Linked DNA regions of Homo sapiens: region 1 is linked to region 2. A link is an interaction called in ENCODE POLR2A ChIA-PET data of the cell type or tissue named here. Cell type or tissue: A673. All regions are shown on one strand.

Region 1 (2,500 bases), 440 kb before region 2:
CGCCTCCCAGGTTCACGCCATTCTCCTGCCTCAGCCTCCCAAGTAGCTGGGACTACAGGCGCCCGCCACCATGCCTGGCTAATTTTTTGTATTTTTAGTAGAGACGGGGTTTCACCGTGTTAGCGAGGATGGTCTCGATCTCCTGACCTCGTGATCTGCCCACCTCGGCCTCCCAAAGTGCTGGGATTACAGGCGTGAGCCACCGTGCCCAGCCTCTATCCCCATTTTAATGCCCTGTTCTGTCCTCTGCTGGCTCAGGCTCTTGTGGAGCATTATTAGGGGAGGGTGTCTGGATGAACAGCTGTTTGTGACTGTTTCTAGGCGTTTTAAGGATGAACAGATTGACATCCTCGTGGCCACTGATGTGGCAGCCCGTGGACTTGACATTGAGGGGGTCAAAACGGTGAGCAGACACTATCTTCCTTGGACTTTTGGTGGAAGTCTTTTTGCCTCTTCGCACCCCCCTTCCCTTGCCAGGCCTGACGTTCATTTTTGACCTTCTAGGTAATCAACTTCACAATGCCTAATACCATCAAACATTATGTCCACCGGGTGGGGCGAACAGCACGTGCTGGCAGGGCTGGGCGCTCAGTCTCTCTGGTGGGAGAAGATGAGCGGAAGATGCTGAAGGAGATTGTAAAAGCTGCCAAGGCCCCTGTGAAGGCCAGGATACTTCCCCAAGGTGAGCAGGCACCCCTGTGGCAGTGCAGAATGGCTCGGTGGGCGGGGCAAGGACAGAGTGTAATGGCTGAGAGCAGGTACTTTGCAGTTCAGAGCCAGATTTGAATTCCAGCCCTGCTGCTTCCTTGCCGAGTGACCATGTGCAGGTTTCACCTCACCTCTCTGAGCTTGCCTCCTGTGTGTAGAAGGGAATTATGACAGAATTGTAAACACAGTGCCCCATTTAGGTGGAAATTGAGAAGAGAAGGTTGCTTGGGGCAAAATTCTCACTAAACTCCTCTTTCCCTTACTGTTGGTGGTGGGGAAGAGAGAGATCAGTACTCATTCTTTTTGGGTCCTTTCATTGATTTTGTTCCTCTGATCTGTGGGGGTCTTATAAAGCACATCCTCTTTAAAGTCTTTTTTTGTTTTGTTTTGTTCTTGAATTCCTAGGCTCAAGCAATCCACCCACCTTCTGCCTCCCAAAGTGCCGGGATTAACAGTAATGAGCCACCATGCCCAGCCTTAAAAATTTTTAAAGTTATAAAAATAATACATATTTAGCCTGAGCATGGTAGCTCTTGCCTATAACCCAGCACTTTGGGAGGCCAAGGCAGGAGGATTGCTAGAGGCCAGGAGTTCAAGACCAACCTGAGCAATATAGTGAGCTGCCTGTCTCTAAAAAAAAAAAATTAGCTGGGCATGGTGGTGTGTGCCTGTAGTCCCAGCTATTCAGAAGGCTGAGGCAGGAGATCTCTTAAATCCAGGAGGTTGAGGCTGCAGTGAGCTATGATTGTGCCACTGCACTGCAGCCTGGGCAAAAGTGCAAGACCCTGTCTCTAAAAAATGAAATGAAAAGTACGTATTTATTGTTGGAAATTAGTAAATAAAAAAAAATGTAATTCTGTGTCAAAGAGCTCACCACTGGTAGCATTTAGGTGTATGTCTTTTCAAACCATTTTTCCTTTCTTAAATGTCCCTTTTATTTTTTTCATTTTCATTGTCTTCATTTAATCAGCGACTAGTTATTGAGTCCTGCTGTGGGCCTAGTGCTATTGATTCTGTTCTAGGTGCTGGGGATACAGCAGGGAACAAAGCAGAGCTGTGGTTCTGGGAGAAAGAGACAATAAATAAGCTAACAGTAGATGTGATTGAGAACAGCAGGAGGAGACTGCCTCATTAAGCTGTTAAGGAAAGGCCTCTGCACAGCTGGCATTGGAGCTGAGTCCTGGGTGATCGGAATGAGGCAGCCATGAGAGGTCTGAGGGCAAAGTGCTGAGCTGAGAGAACAAGGGTGGAGGCTGTGAGGTAGGAACGAGCTTAGTGTGTGAGAACAAGAGAAAGGTCAGGAGGCTCAGGCGTGGTGAGCAGGGACACACAGAAGATCAGAGCGGTAGGCAGGGGCCACTCTGAGTCTGGGGGATATGAAGCAGAGAAGGCACACATTACAGACACCATTTCCTATGTCAGTAAATGCACAGCTAAATTATTTTCATCAGTTACACAGTATTAGTAGTCACCCTTATTTTATTTTATTTAATTTATTTTTGAGATGGAGTCTTGCTCTGTTGCCAGGCTGGAGTGCAGTGGTGCGATCTCGGCCCATTGCAACCTCTGCGTCCCGGGTTCAAGTGATCCTCCTGCCTCAGCCTCCCAAGTAGCTGGGACTACAGGTGCATGCCACCACGCCCAGCTAATTTTTATATTTTTAGTACAGGTGGGGTTTCACCATGTTGTCCAGGATGGTCTCGATCTCTTGACCTCGTGATCCACCCGCCTTGGCCTCCCAAAGTGCTGGGATTACAGGCTTGAGCCACTGCCTTATTTTGTTTAAGATAAG
Region 2 (2,500 bases):
AACTTTGCAATCTATTTTTGAAGAATTGTCTGCAAAAAGAGTGGAAATTGAGTTTTTCTTACGCAGCTGAAAGGATAAAACAAAAATTACATATAATCAGAACACAATATAAAATAAGGATCGTACTCCCCCAAAATTACATCTGTATTTGGCTGTGAGAGGTGAAATATCTTTGATTGATTGATTGATTGATTGATTTTTGGGATGGAGTCTCACTCTAACGCCCTGGCTGGAGTGCAATGGTGCAATCTCGGCTCACTGCCATCTCCGCCTCCCAAGTTGAAGCAATTCTCCTGCCTCAGCCTCCTGAGTAGCTGGGATTACAGGCATGTGCCACCATGCCCAGCTAATTTTTGTATTTTTTAGTAGAGACAGGAGTTTCACCATGTTGGTCAGGCTGGTCTCGAACCCCTGACCTCAGGTGATCTGCCCGCCTCAGCCTCCCCAAGTGCTGGAATTATAGGCGTGAGTCATCACGCCCAGCCTGAAATATCTTTTAAATCTTGTTAGCATGTGCTCTGAAAGATATGTTCCACCTTAGGACAAACAGCAAACAAACTTTATTTCTTCAGAACACAGCAAATGGCAGGGTAGAGAATCAAATGACACTGGAAGTGGGGCCTTGATCTCACCCCTCCTGATATGGCAAGCACACAGGGCCTAGAGTCCTGGGCTAAACTAAAAGATGAAGGTCAACTTGGTTACTAATTTCGCAGAGCAAGTCCAAGGCAATCAAAATAGAAAAGCAAAACCAACCCTGGAACTCACAAAGGACTGGACACATGTCATGGAATTATTTATAGTCTAGGACAGGTGAACAATAATTTGGCTGGACAAGAATGCAGGCCCTTTTCTGAGTTCACTCTCACTGTTCCAAGAATGAAGATGTCTTGCTATTCTAGCTGCAAGACAGGCACCAGCCATGAGTCCCTACGTGGTGGTGTGCATGCTGCCTCTGAAGGACAAGCCTCATAATTATCTGGCCAAGATATCTTGAAAGAAGCCTACTAATGCATAAAATACATAATCACTGAGCCCTGGAAGCCATCCAGGTACCCTCGGGCCTTTGGGAGTTGGACAGACATGTAGCAAGGACACATTCTCTCAAACTTCCTCCTAACACAAGCCTTAATCAATATTAAGGGTTAAAAGGTTTCATTTAACTTCGATAAAGTAGGTATTAGTACTCTCATAGAAAAACAAGCTGAGACTCAATCACTGCTTTCATTTGGCTTAACAGCTCACTACTAGGCTTGCTACTAAGACCTTGAAGATCCTTGGCTTCCATATCCACTTCAATATAAACATTGTTAGTGCTGTTACTGGTAATGGGGGCTGGGGGGAATCCCCAGGGTTCCTGGAGCACAAAGCAAAGTTCCCTCCATTCTCCTAATTACATTAATTTAATCCCTTGCCCACTACATGATTACATTAAAAGGGGCTGGGGGTGGGGAGGGTAACATAAAGCCAAGACCCAAAGTTAACCACAATACAAAAGGAGAGAAGAATGGATACTATGATCTTCCTTTTAAACTTTCATTATAGCTGACTGCAGAACTGCTGGGATGACTCAATAGATTATGGGAAATGGCCTAAAAGTCTACTGGAAACCAGACTGAACTGTGGCCACATCTTAAAAATAACCTCTTGCCTCTAATTTTCTTCTCCCCCAATTTTTTTGACTAAAAAGGGTTTTTTGCTGTTTCGTTGTTGTTGTTTCGCAATCACCAGTCCTAAAATGAAGCTAAAAATTTATTTTCATTTTATCCTTGGTCATTCTCTAGCACCACAATCAAGAACATTAATGAGTCTTTCCTACAATACCGAAAGTTAGTTAAACAAATACCTTGTTTCCCAGCACTTTGGGAGGCCGAGACAGGCGGATCATGAGGTCAGAAGTTCGAGACCAGCCTGGCTAACAGGGTGAAACCCCGTCTCTACTAAAAAAAAAAAAATACAAAAAATTAGCCAGGCGTGGTGGCATGCACCTGTAGTCCCAGCTACTCAGGAGGCTGAGGCAGGAGAATCACTTGAACCCAGGAGGCGGAGGTTGCAGTGAGCCGAGATCCCACCACTGCACTCCAACCTGGGCAACAAAGTGAGACTACATCTTCAAAAAAAACAAAAACAAAAAACAAAAACCTTGTTTCACACATCAGCTGAACTTTCAGTGGACCTGACTACTGAACCCCAAAGGACAGCCAGGTTTTCCTTTAACACATATTGCTGCCATAAAAACTGCTGTTATCAGGCAAAGAATGAATAGGTTATTTAGGAAATATGGCAAATATTTAATAACTGATTTTTTTCAGTATACCTGCCTTGAAGCAACAGGGAAATATTACAGGACTTGGCCCCTAAGCTCAGCAATTTGTCAAATGAGTAAGTGGTAAAATCACGCTCTCCAAGATACCTCTCACTAAATACATTTATCACATTCCAGAAGAAGAAAACTATTTTGACTTGATTGCTACCTTTAAACTGTCCCTTTTTCAGGTTT

What was found. ChIA-PET counts read pairs that join two places held together with the same protein. Peaks named below come from ENCODE experiments on the same cell type or tissue, not always from the same donor. Only the 100,000 strongest peaks of a DNase experiment are listed, where the experiment ranks them.
Region 1: POLR2A ChIA-PET joins it to region 2 with 6 read pairs; 3 of 35 experiments call an interaction of 5 or more read pairs at or near these places.

What each region holds. Positions count from the first base shown.
Region 1 is chr20:49,235,829-49,238,328 of GRCh38, forward strand. It overlaps DDX27 (DEAD-box helicase 27), which reads left to right. Exons shown (of 21, transcript NM_017895.8): 13 at 322-403; 14 at 505-682. Among named protein-coding and RNA genes, the nearest start is that of DDX27, 18 kb to the left of the region's middle. In A673, no CTCF peak of the experiment used is centred here; no DNase peak of the experiment used is centred here.
Region 2 is chr20:49,677,563-49,680,062 of GRCh38, forward strand. All of the region lies in intron 1 of B4GALT5 (beta-1,4-galactosyltransferase 5), which reads right to left. Among named protein-coding and RNA genes, the nearest start is that of B4GALT5, 35 kb to the right of the region's middle. In A673, no CTCF peak of the experiment used is centred here; a DNase peak (open chromatin) is centred at 1,389; H3K27ac peaks cover 1,800 bases.